Regions from separate parts of the Homo sapiens genome. Here region 1 is linked to region 2. Evidence: chromatin loops called from intact Hi-C (ENCODE). Cell type or tissue: heart left ventricle. All regions are shown on one strand. Links, peaks and the distances in the headings refer to the core of each region. The heading gives the core; the rest is flanking DNA.

Region 1 (12,399 bases), core at 1,480-9,479, 110 kb before region 2:
CAGCAGACTTCTCAGTGGGAACCCTACAGGCCAGGAGAGAATGGCATGGCATGACAAATTTAAAGTTCTCAAGGGAAAAATATTTTATTTTAGAATAGTATATCCAGTAAAAGTATTCTTTGAACATGAAGGAGAAATAAAGACTTTCTGAGACAAACAAAAGCTGAGGGATTTCATGAACACTAGACCTATCCTATAAGAAATGCTAACAGTTCTTCAATCTGAAAGAAGAGGATGTTAATGAGCAGTAAGAAATCATCTAGGCTGGGCATGGTGGCTTACGCCTGTAATCCCAGCACTTTGGGAGGCCAAGGCGGGAGGATCACCTGAGGTCAGGAGTTTGTGACCAGCCTGGCCAACATGGTGAAACCCTGCCTCTACTAAAAATAAATAAATGGTGCTGGGAAACTGGATATCCTTATGCAGAAGAAGGAAAATAGACTCCTGTCTCTTGTCATATACAAAAATCAAATCAAAATGGATTAAAGACAAATCTAAAACCTCAAGCTATGAAACTACTAAAAGAGAATTTCAGGGAAACTCTCCAGGACATTGGTCTTGGCAAAGATTTCTTGAGTAATATCCCACCAGCCCAGGCAACCAAAGCAAAAATGGACAAATGGGATCACATCAAGTTAAAAAGCTTTTGCATAGCAAAGAAAACAATCAACAAAGAGACAACCCACAGAATGGGATGAAATATCTGCAAACAAATATTTATCCCTTCATTTCGCAAAGGATTAATACCCAGATTATGTAAGGAGTTCAAACACCTCAATAGGAAAAAATGTTGTAATAATCTAAAAGTGATAAAAATACGCAAAAGCTCGAAAAGACATTTCTCAAAAGAAGGCATACAAATGGCAAACAGGTATATGAAAAATGCTCAACATTATTGATCATCAGAGAAATGTAAATCAAAACTACAATGAGGTATCATCTCGCCCCAGTTAAAAGGTGGCTTTTATCCAAAATACAGGCAATAATGAATGCTGGGGAGGATGTGGGGAAAAAGGAACCCTCATACACTGTTGGTGGCAATGTAAATTAGTATAACCACTATGGAGAACAGTACGGTGTTTCCTCAATAACTCACAGAACTACCATGTGATTCAGCAATCCCACTGCTAGGTATACATCCACAAGAAAGGAAATCAGTATATTGAAGAAACGTCTGAAGAAATAAACTTCCATGTCTATTGCAGCACTATTCACAATAGCCAAGATTTGGAAGCAATCTAAGTGTTCAATAACAGGCGTACAGATAAAGAAAATATGGTACATATACACAATGGAGTACTATTCAGCCATAAAAAATAATGAGATCCTGTCATTTGCAACAACATGGATGGAACTGGAGGTAATTATGTTAAGTGAAATAAGCCAGGCGCAGAAAGACAAACTTCACATGTTATCTCTCATTTGTAGGAGTTAAAAATTAAAACACCTGAACCCATGGAGATAGAGAGTAGAATGATGGTTACTAGAGGCTGGGAACGATTGTGGGCGGTGGGGAAAGTCAGGATGGTTAATGAGTATAAAAATATAGTTAGATGGAATGAATAAGAGCTACTATTTGATAACACAACAGAGTGATTACAGTCAACAATAATTTACTGTACATGTTTAAATAACTAAAAGGATATAATTAGAATGATTGTAGCACAAAGAAATGATAAGTGTTTGGTGATGGATATTCCATTTACCCTGAGGTGATTATTATGCATTGTATGCCTGTTGCAAAATATCTCATGTACCCCATAAATACATATAACTTCTATTAATATGTATCCATAAAAATTAAAAATTTAAAAAAGTGGAATGTAGGTGAGGGTATAAAGGTAACAGGAGAGATCTTTCTTATGGTAAAGGAACTGCTCCGTATCTTGCTTATGCTGGTGAATAACCAAACCTACAGATGTGATAAAATTGTATAGAACTAAACACACACCCATATGCAAATGAGTACAAGCAAAACTTGGGAAATCTGAATAAGATCTACAGATTGTATCAATGCCAATATCTTGGTTGTGATATCATAGTATAGTTTTGCAAGATATAACCATTGGGGGAACCCAGATAATGGGTACAGAGATCTCTCTATTATTTTTTACAATTACATGTAAATCTATAATTGTCTCAATTAAAATTTTAACTAAAATGATAATACATGCCCTCTGTAAAAAAAAAAAAAAGAGAAAAAGAAGAAAATCAAAATAATCCTCAATTTCACCACTTAGAAATAAGCAGCTGCTAAGACTTTGAAACATATTTTTTCATCCCTTTAAGAATTCATATTTTAAAATGTTGGTATTGAACTGTTTTATAAGCCAGTTTTTTTTTAACATCGTATATTCTGTTAAGTTTTCCATGTTATTAAACAAACTTTTTTTTTAGAGGCAGCGTCTAGCACTGCCACCCAGGCTGGAGTGCATTGGCATGACCACGGCTCACTCTAGCATCAAACTCCTGGGCTTAAGAAATCCTTCTGCCTCAGCCTCCCAAGTATCTGAGACTACGTGTGTGCACCACCATGTCTGACTTTCTTTTTTTTTTTTTTTTTTTTGGTAGAGATGGGGGTCTCACTGTGTTGCCTAGGTTGGTCTTGAACTCCTGGCCTAAAGCTCTCCTCCTGCTTTGGCCTCCCCAAAGTCCAAAGTGCAGGGATTACAGGCATGAGCCACCACTCCCTGCCAAACACATTGTTTTTAGTGACTGTATATTATTCCTTCATATGGAAAATCCAATCTATTTATCCAATCCTTTGTTTTGTTCTGTTTTTTCCTACTATGAGAAATGTTCAGTATCTTTAAAGATAAGCCTTTGGCTACATTCCCAATTATTTCCCTCTGACAAATTTTAAGAAGTGGAATTACTAGTCAAAGGCTATAAGCATTTTTAAGACTTTTGACACACCACTAAAATACTCTGAAGAAATGTTGTAGCAAAATACACTCCTATTAACAGTACTTGAAAATATCCATTCCCCAAACTCTCACAAATACTGGGGATTATAATTTACTAAAAGTTGTAAATTCATTAAAAGAGATATAGTATCTCATTTTAAGGGAACTGCATTCCTTCAAATATTAATCTAACTGAAATTTCTTATTTTATTTTGGTCATTTAGTATCTTTTGGGAATTTACCTTTCATGTCCTTTACCCATTTCTCTGTTTCAGTGGGCATCATATTTTCTAACTGATTTATAAATGAGCTTTATCAAGTAATGCTCTTGACCCCATATTCAACTTTTCCCCCGTTCTTTAATTTTTTAATATACAGAATTTTAATAATTGTACATATTAAAGTCTATTTAGCTGTTTCTTTATGGCTTCTCCTTTATTTTTAAGTGAAGTCTTTCCTTTCCTTGATAGCTGATTATAGTTATCTTTATACTCTATCCTTACTTTTCATCCTTTCATATTTTTATTTTGTTTTTACATTTAACCTTTATCCGCCTGTAACTTAGTTTGGTATAAATTATAAAAAACAGATTTGATGACTTTTCCAAATGTCTCACCATTTGTCTTACTACTATTTATTGGGTGGCTCAATTTTTCTTCCCAAATTTCAAATGTCAATCTTGCTAGTACTAAATTCATGTGTGTGTTTGGGGTTGCTTTTAGAGGTTTCTATTCTGTTCCATTGTTCTGTTTACTGTTACTACAGTCTCATTTTATTTCACTGATTGTACTGATAGGTGGTATAAAAGATAGTAATGCCTGGAAATGCAAGTCTTCATTTTATCATTGTTCTTTTTAAGTTTTCCTGACTATTCTCACTGGTATGTTTAACATATTTTTTGCTGACTTGAGCATCCAACAAAATATATATGTAGCTGTGACCTATACTTTCATTTCATCAACTGCTAATTGCACAAGGGACATCTATCGGGTGTTTACTTTGTGCCAGGCTCTGTTCTAAATGTTTTATATGCATCAACTCATTCAATGCTAGCAGCAACCCTGTAAGATCGATACCTTTATTGCTCATGTTTTATGAAAGAGGAAACGCAAGCATGGAGAGGCAAGGTTAATTTGCCCAAGGTCACACAGCTGGCGTGTGGCTAAACTAGCCGTTGCATGTAAATAAGACTGCCTGCCCACTCAACCCAGGCAATCTGATTTCAGAGCTCACTGCCTCTCAAACAGTATGGCAGGGGTTAATACTATCTTGATTCTTTGCTTTAAACTGGAGATACTGTAATTTAATAATCGTTTGATATGCCAAAATGACTACAAACACTGTTCAAATCAGCGTTTTACACACATTCTATAGCAATGTAATACTTTTCCTCTTTAAAGTATTGAAGGATGAAATTTTCTTCAAATTATACAATACTACTTAAAGTGTTAAATTCCAATAAAGGAGAAAAAAAAGGCAGCAAACTATTGCCAGAAGAGCCCTGGATTGAGCAACAGGGAAACAAAAGTTCTAGTCCTTGTTGTGTTGCTAATTAGCTTCCTGCCTCCACCCCCACACGGACACATACACCCACCCAAAATATTGTCCTTATTAGTCTGTAACCCTGGCTAAATTACAATATTACAGATTCATTCCTTCAGGTTAACTCTCTTTCTGAGATGTGACTAGCCCTGGTGACGTACTACTTGTCAGAGTATTGATTATTTGCCCTGTTTTGAGATTTTAATTCCTCTTAATCAGGAACATTGCCCTGACAAGATAGGAGTTGTCATGGTTCAACAGGGAGCCAGGAATAGAAAGCAATGTTATTCTGGAGGCTGAAAGGCTGTGAGAGGTATGTGTGGTGAGGGACCACAGCTGACAGAAACAGGCTATGGGGAGTAGCTTGGGTATCTCAGGTGACAGAGAGTGGTGAGAGGGGAAGCTGAGAGGAGGAAGATGGTCCTGTGGAGGGAATGTGGGTAGAGCCTCCTCTACTTGAAGTTTTCCCAGCGCTGGTGCTGGGCGCAGCCAAGGATTCTAAAAGAAGGCCTTCCTCTGGGGATCAGGAAGGGAGAGGGAATATGAAAAGAGTCTGCCCTCTTGACATTGACCCAGAGTCTCCACGAGTCATTGGAAAAGATGCATGAGAAGCTGCATCTAAGGGCATGCAAACATATACACACAACACCATAAAAGGAGAAAGCTTTTTAGGCTTTCTTCAACTCATCAGGCTTGTGAATTTCTTTAATAAAAATCTCGGAACATCATGGCTCTACCAAACCTTTGCCTATTCGTCATTGCCACAGTGATACTGACTTTTGAATTCCAGTACCAGGGGAAAAAGATGTGTGTGTGGTGGGGGGAGGAGGGAAATAGTATCACCTTTTATGTAAATTCTTACTTGCTCATACAAATACTTTCTTTTTTTTTGTTTTATGGGGGTGTGGGTGGAAAAGTTTCAGTGTTTTTGCTGATTATAGAAGCAGTGAATGCTTACTCTAAAAAAAAAAATCAATGACACAAAGAAGAGAAATTCTGTCACCCTACCACATTGTAGTGTGTCTCTTCCAGATTTTTTTTCAAATTGGATCACACTGTTCTGCAATTGGCATTTTAACTTAACATATACAATAACTGTAGCATTCCATCTCATCTATTACTGTCCATAGTATTCCATTATATGTATGTACCATAATTTATTCAACAAACCAAGCTGATAAACATTTAGGTCATGATAATTTTTTATTATATATCATCCTTGTATTAATTGTTCCCAATGTATCATAATTTCCTAAGGGAAGAGGAACTAAATGACACATGTATAAAATTTTACTATACATTTTCCTATTTCTACAGTTTGTTTATATCTTTTTTCATGTCTTTTGCTGGTATCCAGCTCTTTTGTAGAAACCTCTTAAATTTGTCCTTTGTTCTTTGTTCCACTTCACAATTGGTAGAACACGGGTCAATAGGGAGCTCAAAGGTTCTCAAATTTGGGGCATCGTGTAATCTTTAGATCTTAAAGAAATCTTTCTAGGAGTAGCAGACATCAAGCTACTGGCAAATGAAAATTCTATGTGAAAAGACTACCTCAACAAAGGAGTGAAGTTCTATGTCCTCGGTGTTCTGTCATATAATTACATTTTCATTATGATTGTTCTGGTAAAAATGAGTCAGGGAGAAAAGTGTACCGTTTTAGGCTTGATTACCTAGGATCACATGAGAGTACCTGGGAAGGAGTTGCTGAGACCAATGACTACCCTTTGAACCAAACAATATATATGAAGATCAAAGTTTGGGTGTAATCTCTTCCGGGGCCACTTGGCTGCATTTTTCTTCCTCAGCACATATTGTTCCCTGCCAGAATTAATACATGAGAGCTGAGATTATAAGAAGCCCAACCAAGACCACGTGCATGACATCAGGGCAGATCTATTGGCACCAGTCAAAGAGCAGAGCACAACGTCCGAGCAGATTAGAACACATTACACTTAGTTCGTAGACTGCAGGCTGCACTGAGAATCGGGCCATAGTGACTATTGGAAGATCAATAGGAGAAGAAATAAAAAGAAAGAAAGAAATAGAAAATGTGCCGAGTCAGGGCAGGAGGGTCTTTCAAATCTCCCAAACTGGGGTCATGGTCATCCATGACAAGGTTGGGGTGTCGCTGCTGAAGAAAGCACAAATTCAACTGATGGGAACTCAATAAAATACGTGCCCAGCATCGACTGAGTCTTTTCTCTTCCTCAGCTGACCTTGTGCTTATATTCTGTGGACTTTCCACAGAATTCCTGTCAGGGACTTTCTTAAACCTCCTCCAACCCCCATTGACGCTCCAAATCTGCGCATCTTTGTGTTCTTGTTCTCTCTCTCTCTCTCCCCTTCCCCTGTTTCTCTTTTCTCTTGCTTCTTCCCTTTCCTTCCTTCATTCCCCTCATCCCAGTTGCTGGAAATCCATTGGCAAATGAGACCTATATTACTTCTTTCTTTGAATGTCTTCTCTGTTGCCTACAAACTCTCTGAAGTATTTCTTCCTTCAACTATTTTCTAATTAAAACTGTCTTAGTATCTACTCACCTTATCACTCTTGTTTCTCAGTGAGGTTTCAAAGATTAGAAAGTGGCTAGAGTGTATGTGTATGAGTGTGTGTGTGAGAGAGAGAGAGAATGAATTCGTGTGTGCATAGGAACCATTGGCTTTACGCAATATAGATGGGAACTTCCCTATGACTTGAAATGGGACCTTAGGCTCTAGGGCAGGGTTTCTCAACCCTAGCTGCTCATTAGAATCACTAGAGCAGTTTTTAAAAATCCCCATGCTCAGACAGAATCCCACACCAATTAAATCAGAATCTCTGGGTGTGGGACCTGGAATCATTCCTTTTTAACAGCTCCATAGCAATTCCAAGGTGCAGGCAAGTTGAAACCCTCTTCTCTAGGAGAAGTTAATGTATTAGTTAACCTGCTAGAATTAATGACCTCTCACTCATTGTTATCATTATCAGGTGGGAGCCTTGATGGTTTATGCCAAAGCCCCCACCAATAGAAATGTGGCAAAATTCTGACACTGCTGGATCTGAACCAGTGGCTTTCTCAGCCCCAGGTAAAGCATCTTGCCAGCGTAAACCTAATTCTGTTAGATAACTGGATTTTACCGCCGGTGCTGTGAACAGCTCATTCCCTGCTAAAGTGGAAAAGGTCTCGTGTCACAGAAGTTACATGGAACCCTTGGGCTATCAGGGCTCTCCACTGTCCAGATTCTTGTGTCACACTTGTGTGTGTGCACACATGTGTGTGTGTGCTTGCGTGTATGTGTGTGTGTGTGTTTTCATGTCCTTTCTTTTCAAAGTGGTTATTACCAAATTTGACCCAAAAAAGAAAGAGGTGATGGAGTGTGGCCATATAGTCTTGTCTGTTTCTATTTGCCTTAATAATTTTTTGACGGCATCATGTCACTTAATAGGCACTTATTTTCTAAGCTATATAGATATTATCTTGCTCAATTTCAACACTTCTATGAGATAAGTATCATTTCCATTCTACAGTTGAGAAAACTAAGGAGCCTGGAGATTAAACTTGCCTGAAGGCAAACAGCTAAAAAGTGATAGAACCAGAATTTGAATTCAAGTTGATCTGACTTCAAAGTCCAAGCTTTTAGACACATTATACTGACTGTTAGAGTATTTTTTGTGACCATCCATATGCCCTTTATCCAATAGCAAGTATTAGTAAAATGTGCTTTTTACCTTAAGGAATTCCAGATTTATTTTTACTGATCAGACCCGTAATTATGGGTCATGGATCTCCACAAATGCACAGTGGTCAAGGTTGCTAAGGTAATGCTATGCCCAAGTTGAGTGCCTAATAAATGTTTGCTGAAGGATGGATGGATGGATGGATGGATGGATGGATGGATGGATGAATGGATAAGTCAATGCCAGAGTGGACAAATAAATGAATGAGGTATCTAATGATAATCTACATTATCTTCCCCATTAGATTAGGCTCCTTAAAGGGAGGGGATAGGTCTTGTTAACTACTGCATCTGTGCCTAACATAGTGCCTGACACTTACCAGGTGTTCATGTAAGTATAGAAAGCAGTGGAAAAATAAATAGCAGTACAGGCCACTGGACCAAAAATTACTCTGTTGATAGAATTTGAAGCAAATAAATTGTATCTCAATATCTTTCCATAGAGTAAGAAGGCCTAAATTCGGGAAAATAAGGATACCAAAGAGGTAGCTGAAAACTGAAAAATGTGGGAAATTCTTCATGTAGTCTCTAAAAGCAAGAATCTATACATTTCCCTATATTTGGAAAATACAAATTTTAAAATATATTTTCCAGTTTGATTGTATTTCTCAGTGTTGTGTATGCAAAGTTTCAGGGTTATACCCACCCACACATGAGAGCTATAATCACAGTGTACTTCATGTGTAGAAAGGAAAGTGGTATTCTCTCAGCACGAAGAGCTTTGAAATCTAATAAGCACCATACCCCTCAGGGTTGAGAAGTAGAACTGTTCTGTTTGTTGTTCTCCAGAGCCACTTTCAGACATTCCTCCTCATTCCATTTTCTCATAAAAACCTCTTCTCCTTTTAGGCTTGCACTGTATGGACTACACCACGCCCCACCCACCATGGAATAACAAATTGCCGATCTCCCTTTTGCTTCCTACTCAAATTCACTGAAGAGCCTGACTGACAGCCATCTTCTCTACATGGCTCCTGCTATTACCCTTGAATTTCATCCATTAGCCTTGCATCTCAGTTACCTACCCTCCTAATTCCTGATGATCTCCATTCCTGCACAGCTACCCATGGCCATGGTCACCCCCTTGTGCTTTTCACCCCCAAAAATTCATCACATTACAACCCAAAGGCATTTTTTTGTTAAATTTATGGACCACAAGTGCAATATTGTTACATGCATAGATTGCATAGTGGTGAAGTCAGGGCCTTTAGGTATCCATCACCCAATTCACATAAATTGTACCCATTAGGGAATTTCTCATTATTCATCTTCCTCCCACTGCGTTTCTCTTCTGAGTCTCCACTGTCTATCATTCCACACTCTAAGTCCATGTGTAAACATTATTTAGCTCCCACATATGAGTGAGAGCAGGTGATATTTATTATTCTGTGTCTTACTTGTTTCACTGAAGATAATGGTGGCAAGAATGTACACTGGGAAAAGAACATCCTTTTCACTAAATGGTGCTGGTAAAATTGGATTCCAGTATGTAGAAGAATGAAATTGGACCCCCATCTCTCACCAAATAAAAAAAAATCAGCTCAAGATAGGTTAAAAACTTAAATGTAAGACCTGAAACTTTAATAATATTAGAAGAATAACTACAGGAAACTCTTCTGGACATTAGTCTAGTCAAAGAATTCATGACTAAGACCTCAAAAGCACAGGCAACAAAAACAAAAATAGGCAGATGGGACTTACACTAAAAAGTTTAAGTTTCTTCTGCACAGCAAAAGAAATAATCAACAAAGTGAACAGACAACTTGCAGAATGGGAGAAAATATTTGAAAACTATGCATCTGACAGGGGACTAACATCCAGAATTTACAAGGAACTCAAACAACTCAACAACAAAAAATACAAATAATTCCATTAAAAGGCAGGCAAAGGGCATGAACAGACATTTTTAAAACAAATCATAAATTCGAACATCCCATTTGTCATTGTAATAGTCTGTCTTCATGCTGCTGATAAAGACATACCCGAGACTGGGTAATTTATGAAGAAAAAGAAGTTTAATGGACTCACAGTTCCACAAGGCTGGGGAGGCCTCACAATCACAGTGGAAGGCAAAGAGGAGCAGTCACGTCTCACATGGCAGCAGGCAAGAGAGAATAATGAGAGCCAAGCGAAAGGGTAAATCCCTTATAAAATCATGAGATCTTGTAAGAGTTATTCACTACCAGGAGAACAGTGTGGGGGAAACCACCCCCATGATTCAATGATCTCCCACAGGGTCCCTCCCACAACATGTGGGAATTATGGGAGCTACAATTCAAGATGAAATTTGGGTGTGGACACAGCCAAACCATATCAGTCATCCATTATCTCTTCCTTCCAGCTTTCCTGCTTAGCTTCATTAGATTTTTTTTTCTTTTTTTGAGAGAGGGTCTCACTTTGTTGCCCAGGGTAGAGTGCAGTAATGTCATCATGGCTCACTGCAATCTGCAATCTCGAACTCCTGGGCTCCAGCTATCCTCCCCACTCAGCCTCACAAGCAACAGGTGCATGCCATCATGCCTAGCTAATTTTTTTTTTTTTTTTTTTTGGGGGGTAGAGATGGAGGTATTGCTATAATTCTCAAGCTGGTTTTAAACTCCTGAGCTCAAATGATCTTCCTGCCTCAGCCTCCCAAAGTGATAGGATTACAGGCATGAGCCACTGTGCCTGGGTCAGGCTTTTTGATCTATGATCCTTTCCACATTTTTGCCATCATGCCCTTTTGCCTTCCCTTCTCCCACACCAGCTTAGATTCCTGAGCCCATCATTACAATCATCCTATCGCAAATATGCTAGGCTTAATTGGCTTTTTCTCCTTTCATAGCATCTGCCTACAGAACCCCCAGTCCTCCCCTGTGTCAATGCCTAAGCAGCTGAGCGTGGCCGTAAAAATCACAAAACCAATCCAGATTTGTATCACAATAAAATCTTAATTATAGATATCAGCAGGTGGTCTACATAGCCCAGCAATCTTACCTTTGTTCTCTAGAAAGCTTGAGCTCCCATTCTCTGCCACTGCTGTTTCTCTGACTCACTCTCAGAAGACTACCTATTGCAGATATTGTAGAATTGTCTTTGTTTACAGAATCCTAATTTTATTTGAGTGATGCAGAATGAAGTTTGGGCTAAACCAGCAGTTTTTAACCTGTGTTATGTGAACTCCCAGTGGAACACAAAGACTTTCCAAGGGAATATGGGCAGAGATACTCAACTACCTTTTGCAAAATTTAAAACAATTTTGTACATTTTTATAAACCTATCCACCTGAAAATGCACCTGCCAGTTTTTGGTTCTTATCTTCCTTTTCACAATTACCCTTTTCCACCTTACAGAAGAAATTCATACATTTCTCCCTTCTTAAATCTTACTGTGGTGCATTGTACATTAAAGCTCTGATGTACTTAATCAAGGGAGTGTGTGTGTGTGTGTATGTGTGCGTGTGTGTGTGTGTGTGTGTGTGTGTGTATGACAGGGTCTCACTCTGTCACCCAGGCTGGAGTGCAATGACGTGATCTTGGCTCACTGCAGCCTCGACCTTCTGGGCTCAAGCAATGTTTCCACCTCAGCCTCCTGAGTAGCTGGGATCACAGGCATGTGTCGCCAGGCCTGGCTTATTGTTTGTATTTTTTGTATACATAGGGTTTCCCATGTTGCTCAGGCTGGTCTCGAACTCCCGAGTGCAGGTGATCTGCCCGCCTGAGCCTCCCAAAGTGTTGGGATGACAGACATGAGCCACTGCATTTGGCCTAAATCAAGGGATTTTTCTAACTATTGATAGCAGAGAAGAATTTTGAAAGTTAGGCAACTCCTCACATATTTTTAAATCAACATCTAACCACTTTTATCAGAAGTTTGAATGGTTAATAAAAAGGTAATTACTGATAAAATTGAAATTACTATTAAATAATAAAACTCTTGTACCACTCTTTCAAATGTAGCTAGTAGAACACAAATACTGTAGTGATTTAATACCTACTGTTATTCATTTAAAAAATAAACAGGTTCTTCTTTAATAATTGGACACTTCACTCATTATTTTTCTTCTTGAACAATTTGTTTCAGTAAGGATCATCTCGATGTGGCAGGGAGAGCTCATGTATGAGTTAATCTGACTACGTGTTCTGTAAGTCCAGTAATGCATTTTATGTGCTTTGTTCACCTAGATATGCTCAATGACCAGAGAATCTACATCTAAACCCTTAAGCTCAGCATTACCCTCTGCACTTTTAAGCATGTG
Region 2 (12,399 bases), core at 1,788-9,787:
GCTACTGAGCACTTAAAAGTGTAGCTAATGTGAGGAGCTGTATTTTTAACTTTTAGTTTTCAAATAGGTACATGTGGCTAGTGGCTACCATATTGGACAGCACAGTTCTAGACCCTCATATCCTTCTTTGGAAAAAAGAGCACTATATTCAGTCACTGGTTCAGAACACAAATAGAATCCTGCAAGATAGCATCCTATATTCTTAAGGTACTTCTGATGCAGGCCAGGTAAGCCGTAAAATTGGGTCTTCACCCAAGAAATAATTCAAGGGTGAGCTGGTGTTAGATAGCAATGCAGTGTACAGCAGCAGAGGCACTGCTCCTTATGAAGCAGGGCTACCCCATAGACAGTGTGCCCAGAGTAGCAGTTCAAAGGCAGTTCTATTTATACCCACTTTTAATTATATGCAAATTAAGGGGCAGATTATGCATAAATTTCTAGAAAAGGTGTGGTAACTTCTGGGTCATCAGGTTGTTGCCATGAAACAGGGCAGTAATGTCGATGTTGCCATGGCAATGGTAACTGATATGACATGCTGGTGGGTGTGTCTTATGGAAAGCTGCTTTTGCCCTGTCCCTGTTTTAGCTTGTTCTCAATTTGGCCTTGTGTCCGAGTCCCACCTCCTGAGTCAATTACTACCTCCTACCTCACTACCTCACAGGTGCTCCTGGGACTGGTCTTCAATAAGCCAATCAACTTTTCTGTAAGGCTAGATGCTTCTGGCTGTTGGATGTGTGTTAAAGCCAGTGAATCCAAGAGCATTAGCTCATCTTTATGCTGTAACATGAGAGCAGATGCTTGTCAAAGAGGCCTTGGTTTTGCTGCAAACCCCTGCAGATCTCAGATACTCCAAACCCATTAGTTCTGCTGAGTTCTGAGACCAGCTAGCAAAGTTATCTTTCTCTTAACCTAGGCCCCACTCAAAGCTAGGTGTTCTGGGGAGGGGGTTCTTGGTAAATGACTTGTATAAAAACATCCAAGTCAGGTAGATAAGGCTGTGTCTCTGATCTTAATTCTTCAGCTCTATTGAATCTTGGGGCCCCGCAAAGCCTTCTGTTGTACCTCTACCGAAGTTCATTCACCCCTTCTTGCCTCTGTTTCTCTCTGTAAAAGCGTCACTGGCATAGCAGAACACACAAATCATTAACTCAGTATAGCGCATGTAGTTTTCCTCAAGGAAACTGAAAACAGCTTGGTCAAGAGATAGGGCTCTGGAGATTCCTAAAAGGCACATGAGCTTTGGTGTTGCCATCTTGACACTAAACTCTCTTATTTTTACAATTATTTTGTGCCCCCCCCCCAAAAAAAATTCAACTTAACTTGGGTAATGTTTTCTTATACCTCCCTCCAAAAAAGGTGAAAGAATAGTACAGTGAATTCCCAATACCATTTGCCTAGATTTACCAATTTTTTAAATTTTGCCTCATTTTAAAAATTTTTCTCCCATACTCTCTCTCTCTCTCACACACACACACACACATACACACACACGTACAATTTTCTGAACCATTGGAGAAGTTGGAAACATTATGCTTCTTTATCCCTAAATACTTCATTTATATTTCCTGAGAACAAAGGTGTTTTCTTACATAAAAATCACAGTGTAATTACCACAACCAGTAAATATTACATTGATAAAATACTGTTACCTTATCCATAATCTGTTCAAATTTCATCAATTGCCTCAAAATGTTTATTGTAGCTATTTTTTTCCACTCCACGGTTCAATCTGGGATTATGCAAATGTATTCTGTTGTAATATCTCTATGGCTTCCTTACTCTGGAACAGTTCCTCAGCCTGCCTTTGTCTTTATTACATTTAACATTTTTGAGGCACAGAAGCCAGTTAGTCTGAGCATATCTCTCAGTTGGGGTTTGTCTAGTGCTTTCTCTGATTAGTTTCAGATTATGCAGCATTGGCAGGAACCCAATAGAACTGACGTCACATCCTTAATACATTACATCGGGAGGCACATGTTATCTATTTGTCCCATTACTGGTGATGTTATCTTTGCTCCCTCAGTTAAGGTGATGCCTACCGGTTCTCTCCACTGTGAAGTCAATGTTTTTCTCTTTACAATTAACATGTAATTAATGGGGAGATTATTCAAGACTGTGTAAATAGCCTTCTTCATTAAACTCTTACCCACCAGTTTTAGCATCAGTTTATTTTCTGACTCCATTCTTTCCATATTCTACTATAAAGAAGGGCTTTCCCTTTTCTCTCCAAAGTTTAGATTTTTGGGTTTTTTATTTTGTTTTGTTTTTCGAGACAAGGTCTTGCTGTGTCAACCAGGCTGGAGTGCAGTGGCATGGTCTCTGCCCACTGCAGCCTCGACCTCCTGGGCTCAAATGATCCTCCCACCTCAGTCTCCCAGGTAGCTAGCACTACAGGCATGTGCCACCACCGCTGGCTAATTTTTGTTATTTTTTGTAGAGATGGGGTCAATGTTGCCTAGGCTGATGTCAAACTCCTGAGCCCGAGTGATCCCCCTGCCTCAGCCTCAGCCTCCCAAAGTGCTGGAATTACAGATGTGAGCCACCATGCCCTGCCCACTTTTAGCTTTTTGAAAATTAACAAATGTGCCTAACATATTTTCACTCATCCCGGGCTTCCCCTATCCTGAACCTCAACCTGATGTTGGTCCTCATTCCAGATAATTTTGTTTATCACTAATAATGTTTATCACTGCCTTCCCATTCTGACTCCTACTCCATCTCTGAGCTTCACCCATCCTAATTTCCTGTCTCCGTCTACCCCACTCTGTCTTTGGCTTTGAGTCTGGGCAATGAGCCCTGGAGAATAGCGCGGATGTTGGTAATGTACTACTGAAAGCATTTTATCTCCGAGAGAACATTAATCTTCCTCTCCTGGTAGGCATTTTATCCTATTTTTTACATCTTGTAGATTTTTACTATTTTTCATCAATTCTGAGAGGTTTAGACAAATTTCCATTCCTAATCTTTATCTCATTGGCTTTTCCAAAGTCAAAACTGGAATTTCTCTTCCTAAAACGAGTCCTGATTTTACTCTTTGTTTACACCTTATTCTAGAAAGTACTTTTCAAATATATACAATCTAGTAATTTTGTTAAGAGAGAGGACTAGAATTAAGGGAAGCAAGGATAGCAAAAGTAAGATTAAGCCTGAAATAAGGGTGGAATAGAAAATGCATGTCACGCGAGCTTCGTTTGGCTTCAGTCTTTCTAGCAGCCAGTGCAAAAGAGAGTTTTATCATTAACTGGTCTTCTTTCCTCACCAAATAGAGAGTGATACTGTTTAAATTCCCCCAGTTAAACCGAAGTCACTTGAAGCATGTTTCCATCATTACCCGGCATTGGGTGGTTCTATCCCAGGCTTAAGTAGTTTCCTGTGATACTGATCGGAACTCAGCTGAAGACTTGGAGGAACCTCTGCAGATTTCCACAGCTCTTTCCCTCTTCAGCTTTCTCAGGGACTCTGTTTTGAGAACTTGAGTGGCCTTGCCTTCCCTGGACCCACAAGTCTCTCTGTTCAACAAACCACTAGGCTTTATCTGTTTCCCTCCCGCTGTGCCGTTGTCGCCTGGAACATCTCCCCAGGCAGGAAAGCAAAGCGCTCATCAGGCTTACACTTCCTTTCTCAAAGGCATCCCTGTGCCTCGCTGCCTGATTGTGCAATGTCTTGAAAACCTGTGTTTCATAGAATTTGTGTGTTTCCTTAGTTGCTTCATGTGGAAGAGTTAATCTGGTCCCTGATACTCCATCCCGAGTGGCATCAAAAGTCCCTTGTTTCTCAACAACACCACACCTTTAAGTCCTAGCCCACCTGGGACCACCAGGGATTTCTGAAGGCTGCCCTCCAGAAGGCACCAATCTGTGATCAGAAACTTTTAGGAACCACTGTGTCTTCCAGGCAACATTTATATAAACATATAATTTTAGAAGCTCAATGACATTTTATTTTTTCTAACTGCACCCTGGATGGATGTCCTCAAATCTGCAATGATTTGGAAAAGGAAAATTTTATACAGGCTGTTCATGTTATAAGCTGAACCTAAGACTTATTTTTTAGAATATAGTCATTATTGTTCATTGTCATGTCACATTTGTTGACAATGCCTGTCAGGTAAACACGTTTCCATCTTACATAGCTATATATGAATATATGTGGATTCACTGAGTATACTCAACTTCCCATTAACTTGGGATAAGTAAACTATAGTGAGAATAGAAAAAGATATTTTGGAAAAAAATTAGTAGGAGTAAAAAAAAAATACTTACATATTGGAACGTATCTATCGTTTGGCACTGCATAGTAGTAGACAGACCACATGCTCCTCTCCAAGCAACTAGAGATACAACTTCTCCAAAAAGACCTTGATTTCTCAGCCAACAGCCCATCTAGAAAACAAAACAGGGGATTACAGTCTAGACATTGTGGGCCAGGCACAGTGGCTCATGCCTGTAATCCCAGCACTCTGGGAGACCAAGGTGGGAGGATCACTTGAGGCCAAGAGTTTGAGGCCAGCCTAGGCAACATAGTGATCCCCATCTCTACAAAAATGATAATTTAAAAAATTAGCCAGGCATGGTGATGCACACCTGTAGCCACAGCTATTCAGGAGGCTAAGGCAGGAGGATCACTTGAGCCCAGGAAGTCAAGGTTATAGTGAGCTATGATTGTGCCACCGCACTCCAGCCTGGGTGACAAAGCATGACCCTGTCTTAAGAAACAATAAGAATAAAAATAAAAAGATATAGTCATCAGAGATCCCATTCCACACTCAGCAATGGGGACCATGGAGGATGGAGGTAGATAAGGAAGAGGGGTTGGGGAGAAGGAGGATTCAGGCCATGGAGAGTGCTTGGTCTTATCCTGAATTTCAAAACAATGGGCTCAACTAAGAACTAGCAGTTTGGCTGTTTTTCATTTTGGTTTTGTTCTCAAACTATTTTACAGTACTTATACATTCGGATGATGGTTAGAAGAATAAATGTGTTTCTGAATATTGTATGTAATTTTAGCTAGACAAAGAAAGCCTTGGGGTTATATCATTCAAGGATATAACAGCCTAGTCTCTTACACGTGGGCATCTGTTGCTGCTCACTTTCAAGATTCCACTGTGTTTGTGACTTAATTCTACTATTTTGCTGCCACCAACTGATGGATTCCCTCCATGGATCTTTAACCAAATTCCCCAAGAGATGAGATCTGATCAGCTGGCTAGTCAACATCCATTAGCAAGTGTGCTTGTTGGGCCAGCCAGTGAGACGGCTACCTTAGACTCAGGTGCCAACCTGTGACATAGGGCAGCAAGGTCATGTGGGATAAAGCAAGATCATCCATCCAGGCCACCAAAAGAGGCTGTGAGTGTGGCAGGTGCTCGGTATCCCACATCCAGTACAAAAGTGGAAGATTTTACTTAACATTTTCAACAGTACACACGAGTCCCTGAGCTAATCTTTTTAGGAGATAAAGATATGGGAAAGACTTGATTTCTGTCATGTCATTGAGGAATGGTGATAGATGCTGTACAGCTAGGAGACAAGCCAGAGAATGAACGGCAGGGTGGAAGAATGGCAGAGCAAGCAGATGTGGAATGTTAGTTCCCACCTGAGTTAAACATGCAGGTCAATTGCTTAACTCAGGGCCTGTTACACAGTGAGTGCGCAGTAAGTGATAGTTGTTACTATGGAGACAGAAGATAAACCCCCATCCCAGAGCCTCCCAGGCATATTCTTGAGTCCCACCCAGTTATGCTGAATCAAGAAGCGTTGGCAAATGGCACAGCCAGTCTGTAGTGATTCAAATGCTTTTGTAAAGTTAGGGAGAGCAAGGCAGGGGAAAGGTCCAGAGGGGCTGCTGTCATTCCAAACAGTTCTTAACTATTCCCCGAAGGCTGCCCTGAGCAGCCTTGGGAAGCGCAACGTGGGACTCCTCCTCTCTTCCTGGGAACAAGAACTTGGGGAAGCTTTGAGTGGTTTCACATCTCCAGTGCCCTCAGTCCTTTGGTGTGTCAGCAAAACCAGCTGGCACCATACTTTAACAGGGCCCGATTCACATGGCAGTCTTGGGATTTGTGGATTCAGATGAACTCTTGCTGGCTTCTTTCTGGCACCTTCAACTTCTTCAAAGCCATAAACCACAGTGGTTGCTTGAGCTTTTTCCTGAACAGCAAATGGCTTTGTTTTCTTTGTCCCCAGCCCCTATAGAGCTGGCCTTGTGATTACTGTGAGCAGCAGGGGGGCTCATGTTGAGGCCCCCGCCCACTGCTTTGCAGGCAGGGTGACCCTCTGTTCTTAGACATTGTGATTCCCCCCAGATACGTGTGAGTCAAGTTGAATGAATAGCAAGGAATATTTCATGCAGCACACCAGACACTGCTCCTAAAGTTCATTTGGGTCTCAACGTCCAATTGGCCAGTTAATCTTTTCACTGCAAAAAAGATCACCATGACTTTTGAAAAATCACCTTTGAAATATATCCAGGCAGGTTCTCAGCCTTTAAGGAGCACAGAAGCCAGCCCACCAGCCCACCAGGCCCACCAGCAATGCTGCTTAGAGCCCTGATGGAGGCAGGAGCTAGACAGAGGTGGCCGTCCTCAGGAATTGCTTCCTACTGGCCAGGAGAGTTCACTTCAAAGGATGTGAATATGAATTGTATCCTTGTGACTAAATTTGGTTTAACTTCTAACTTGCAAACCATGGCTGATTGTTTATTTTGTTAATGGAGGAGGGGTGCTGTTTTCAGCCACTGCAGAGGCTGGTCAGGGAAGGGGCTTGTGGCTGAGCATCATACTCCTTATCTGAGGGAAGGCATCTGATCCTCCTTCACGGCCCCTCTCCTTCCCAGGGGCCCCACATTGCCACTCCACTTTATTCCTAATTCTTGGCTTGAGCCCCTTCTCTGAGAGAGAAAGGAACATGGCCAGGGAACTAGCATTCCCACCAAATCTTCAAAGCCAGTGGAGGCCACAGAAGAGCTGGTGGGGAGGGGTGGCAGGGAAACTTGATTTCTAAAACAGGGTTGCTAAATACTCCAGACTTGGCTGCTTAGAAAATGCATTGACCTCAAAAGGACAGGACACCCTCCCCTGCCAGGGGAACTTGGGATTTGTTGCTGCTCTGGCTGACTTCTGTGCCCACCTGAACACACAGAGCTTAGGGCTCCCTGTGTTAGAGTCACCACGTAATTTGTTCATCTCTCTGTCATCCAAGATGAAAGTTATTTACTAATGACTCCCTTTTCGTCCCTTTTAATTCACCGGAGGGGCCCTTCTAACCTCTCAATTCAGGCCAGTAGGTTTCCTGAGCTTGGTAAGGATGAGAAAGGAGGAAGCAGTCTTTTTCAGTGCATGTTCTGAAGGCTAGAGACTTGCATGGAGGCCCGTAGACACAAGAGACATGTAAAACCAGCCTCAGGTGCATCATTCTTTTCAAGACTTAGAACATAACAGGCTTAGAGGAATATGCCCAGAAGAACGTGGCTACTCTCTCCCACAGCCACTTTGCATAGGGCTAAGCAAAGGAAATAAAACTAATACTACCACATGGCTGGCACTCTGTGTTTACCCCATGCTAGGTACCACACTAAGTGCTTCCCGTGTAGCATCTCATTTAAATCTTCAAAATAACACCATGATGTAGGCATCATCATTGTCATCAGCATTACTTAGATGAAAAACTGAGGCTCAGAGAAGGTGCATGACCTGCCCAAGGGTGTGCCATCACTAACTGGTTAAGGCAGGATTTGAACCCAGAAAGTCTGCCTTAACCACTCCATGGTCCCCAGTTACAATCTGTTGAATGGATGAATTACAGTCTTTTGCTTCCTTACCCTAATCTCTATTTGGCATATAATATATAAGCCCCACTTATGGCTACTAAACACCTACCCCATGGGCTGCTTCTGCAGGAAGCCCCTTCCCTGTTCTGGGCACGGCCTCTGTTCCCCCAGAGCCCTGCAACCAATTCTACACTGTAATCTAGGGCTGCAGAGAAGTGAGCTGCAGACACTTTTGTTCCTTAGGTAAATTCCATTTCCTTTTCTATTGTCTCAGGCTTCTTAGTGATGTAACATTACACCAAGCATATCCTGCTTTTAAAAAGAAACTTCGATGGAGGTTGGCAAATTACCATTCACAGCTTGGTGAATGATAAAGTCACAAGAGAAGAGTGGAAGCAATGCACCTGGTGTCCGTAATTATAGGCTTGAATGAGGGAGGAAAGAAGGGATGAAGGCAGGCCAAATACAGCTGGGTGTGGGAGACTGGCTCAGAGGGGATTTGAGAGGACTAGGAAACGGAAGGATGTTATAGAGCAAGTACTTTTAATCTCCCTCTATCCCACCCCAGTCTTGCACTCCCACCTTCTGCTCCTTACCTTGGTTTTCTTTTTTTGATCTGTGTTTTTCCTGATCTCAAAGATCTCTTTGTCCATCTTCCCATAACAGCACCAGATGAACTGTGATGATCAAAATAAAAGCTCTTGAGGCATCCTCAAGTCAATCTGTGTTTTGCTTCTTCAGTTGGGTCCTCTGATCTGTATTATGTCTGAAAACATACCAGAACACTCCAAGAATTTACTCCAGAGACAATAACTGAGGGCACTAGAAAACAGAAGTCATGATGTCCACTATCCCTTAAACTAGACTTCTTCAGTTACTCCTTTTAATTTTGAAGTGAAATTAGTATATTTTGTACTTGGAAAATAATCTGATCTCTCAGGACTGCACTGTGGCTATTTAAATTATAATTAAAATGAATGAACATCAGATAAAATTAGAAGTTTAGGCCGGGCACGGTGGCTCATGCCTGTAATCCCAGCACTTTGGGAGGCCAAGGCGGACAGATCACGAGGTCAGGAAATCGAGATCATCCTGGCTAACAAGGTGAAACCCTGTCTCTACTAAAAATACAAAAATTAGCCAGTTGTGGTGGCGGGCGCCTGTAGCCCCAGCTACTTGGGAGGCTGATGCAGGAGAATGGCGTGAACCTGGGAGGCAGAGCTTGCAGTGAGCCGAGATTGTGCTACTGCACTCCAGCCTGGGCAACAGAGCGAGACTCTGTCTCAAAAAAAATAAAGTTTAATTCCTCAGTTGCACTACTTGTACTTCAGGTGCTCAGTAGCCACATGTGGCTTGCAGCTCTCATACTGAACAGTGCAGATATAGACATGGTATGGTTTGGATCTGTGTCCTAGCCCAAATCTCATGTTGATCCCTTGTAATCCCCAGTGTTGGAGGTGGGACCTGGTGGGAGGTGATTGGATCTCGGAGCAGATTTCCCTCTTGGTGCTAATTTCCCTCTTGCTTCTCCTGACAATGAGTAAGTTCTCATGAGATCTGGTTGTTTAAAACTGTGTAGCACCTCCCTGGCCCCCCTACTTGTCTGGCCATGTTAAGACGTGCCTGCTTCCCCTCCACTTTCTGCCATGATTGTAAGCTTCCTGAGGCTTCCCAGAAGCAGAAGCTGCTATGCTTCCTGTAGAGCCTGCAGGAGCATGAGCCAATTAAACCTCTTATCTTTATAAATTACCCAGTCTCAGGTATTTCTTTATAGTGATGCAAGAACAGACTAATGCAGAAAATTGGTACTGAGAGTGGGGTACTGCTATAAAGATACCCAAAAATGCAGAAGGGATTTTGGAACTGGGGAGTGGGCAGAGATTGGAAGAGTGTGGAGGGCTCAGAAGAAGACAGGAAGATGATGAAAAGTTTGGAAATTCCTAGAGACTTGTTGAATTGTTATGACTGAAATGCTGGTAGTGATATGGACAATGAAGCCCAGGCTGAGGAGGCTTCAGATGCAGATGAAGAACTTATTGGGAACTACAGTAAAGATCACTTTTGTTATGCATTAGCAAAGAACTTGGAGGCATTGTGCCCCTGGCCTAAGGATCTGTGGAACTTTGGACTTGTGAGTCGTGATTTAGGGTACCTGGCTAAAGAAATGTCTAACCAGCAAAGCATTCAAGATGTAGCCTTGCTGCTTTTAACAGCCTATGCTGTCATATGTGTGAGGAAATAAATGACCTAAAACTGGAACTTATATTTAAAGATGAAACAGAGCCTAAAAGTTTAAAAAAAAAATTTGCAGCCCAGCCATGTGGTAGAAAAGAAAAGCCCATTTTCAGGGGAAGAATTCAAGCAGGCTGCAGAAATTTGTGTAAGTAATGAGGATCCAAGTGATGATAGCCAAGACTATGGGGGAAAGGCCTTGAAGGCATTTCAAATAACTTCTCAACAGCCTCTCCCATCACAAGCCCTGGCCACAACCAGGACTCTGCTGCTCTGCACAGCCTCAGTACACTGCTCCCTGCATCCCAGCCACTTCAGCTGTAGCCATGGCTAAAAGGGGCCCAGGTACAGCTCAGGCCACTGCTTCAGAGGGTGCAAGCCATAAGCCTTGGTGGCTTCCACATGGTGTTAACCCTGCAGGTGCACAGAATGCAAGAGTTGAGGCTTGAGAGCCTCCACCTAGATTTCAGAGGATGTATGGGAAAGCCTTGATGTCCAGATAGAAGCCTGCTGCAGGGGTGGAGTCCTCATGGAGAACCTCAACTAGGGCAGTGTGGAGGGGAAATGTGGGGTTCATGCCCCCACACAGAGTCTCCACTGAGGGCACTGCCTAGTGGAACTTTGAGAAGAGGGCCACCCTCCTCCAGACCCCACAATGATAGAGCCACTGACAACTTGCACCCTCAGCCTAAAAAGTCTCTGGCAGTCAACACCAGCCTGTGAGAGCAGCCATGGGGGCTGAACCCTGCAAAGCCCAAAGCTTTGGGAGCCCACCCCCTGTACCAGTGTGTCCTGGATATGGGACATGGAGTCAAAGGAGATTATTTTGTTGCTTTAAGGTTTAATGACTGCCCTGCTGGGTTTTATACTTGCATGGGGCCTTGTTTTGGCCAATTTCTCCCTTTTTGAATGGGAGTATTTACCCAATACCTATACCCCATTGTATTCTGGAAGTAACTAACTTGTTTTTGATTTTATAGGCTCATAGGCAGAAGGGCTAGCCTTGTCTTAGGTGAGACTTTGGACTTTGGAAATTTTAGTTAATGCTAGAATGAGTTAAGACTTTGGGGACTGTCGGGAAGGGATGATTGTATTTTGCAATGTGAGAATGACATGAGATTTGGGAGGGGCTGGGGCAGAATGATATCATTTGGATCGGTGTCCCTGCCCAAATCTCATGTTGAATTGTAATCCTCAGTGTTGGAGGTAGGGCCTGGTGGGAGGTGATTGGATTATGGGGGCAGATTTCCCCCTTGGTGCTGTTCTTCTGATAGTGAGTGAATTCTCATTAGATCTGATCACTTAAAAGTGTATAGCAGCTCCCCTTCCACTTCTCCAGCCATGTAAGACGTGCCCACTTCCCCTTTGCTTTCTGCCATGATTGTAAGTTTCCCAAGGTCTCCCAGAAGCAGAAGCCACTATGTTTCCTATACAGCCTGCAGAACCATGAGCCAATTAAACCTCTTTTCTTTATAAATCACCCAGTCTCAGGTATTTCTTTAGAGCAATGCGGGAACAGACTAATACAAAACATTTCCATTATAGCTGAAAGTTCTACTGGACAGTGCTGTCTCAGACACCAGTATTATAGTCTTAATGCTGATGACACTTCATTGGGGCAGAACTTCTAAGGGATATTTAAAACACACAGTTAACAGTAAGATAGATATAAACCCTCCAAGCAGCTCACTCAACACTTTTTGGAAACCACTTAGTGAATGATCCTGTCTTCTATTTCCTTCTCTCTAAGGTAATCTAAGTTCTGAGGGTGAAATACGGGCTCCAAGAATTGCCCTGGCATTAAGGGTTTAGCTTCTGGGACATGTGACATCCTCTGTTCTTGTAGGCATTTGGATGCTGGTTCTATCTCTGCTGATGTCCTTGGGCCAGCTGGGATCTCTGACATGTATGGTCTAGCCTATTTGTTGATGGCATTGACATGTCATATAACTAAGAGACTTCATTCAGTCTGCTGGCCCTTTTAGTCACCTTTGGCACTTTGCAGGGAACAAAAAAAGCTTCTGGATACTCCTGCAGACTACTCTGTATTGAAGTTTCAGACTACTCTGCATTGAGGTCTCAGACCCTTCTGTCTGGTTGCCTCCAAGCTAAAGTTCCCTCACTCTCTAATTCCCTTCAAATTAATCTGTGGTTTCTATTTCCCACTCCCTCTCTTTGACTTAGCTCAGTATGGTGGTCTCTGCACCCATTCTCTAGAGCCCAGAAAACTCTAAGCTCTAGTCACCCATTCTTACATTTCTCTCTATCTGCTGCAGGTCAAATGCTTATTTCCTTTAGGGAGACAAAACATCTCCCTTCTCTTCTTGTGTTCTTCATCCCTATGCAGAGGTCACAAATTCTGAAAAGTGCCAAACAGCAAATATTTTAGGCTTTGCAGGC

Evidence for each region. Hi-C counts contacts between places; a loop is a spot of excess contacts. Peaks named below come from ENCODE experiments on the same cell type or tissue, not always from the same donor. Only the 100,000 strongest peaks of a DNase experiment are listed, where the experiment ranks them.
Region 1: it touches region 2 in a loop (2.1-fold over the local background); 18 of 110 quality-filtered maps call a loop at or near these places.

The regions. Positions count from the first base shown.
Region 1 is chr14:60,200,245-60,212,643 of GRCh38, forward strand. It overlaps the pseudogene RPL17P2. Among named protein-coding and RNA genes, the nearest start is that of DHRS7, 41 kb to the left of the region's middle. RefSeq lists an enhancer at 7,409-7,478. In heart left ventricle, for the core only: no CTCF peak of the experiment used is centred there; no DNase peak of the experiment used is centred there; H3K27ac peaks cover 589 bases.
Region 2 is chr14:60,309,705-60,322,103 of GRCh38, forward strand. No RefSeq gene overlaps it. Among named protein-coding and RNA genes, the nearest start is that of LINC02322, 7.3 kb to the right of the region's middle. RefSeq lists enhancers at 5,749-6,628, 6,629-7,508, 8,943-9,487 and a silencer at 6,047-6,341. In heart left ventricle, for the core only: no CTCF peak of the experiment used is centred there; no DNase peak of the experiment used is centred there; H3K27me3 peaks cover 1,693 bases.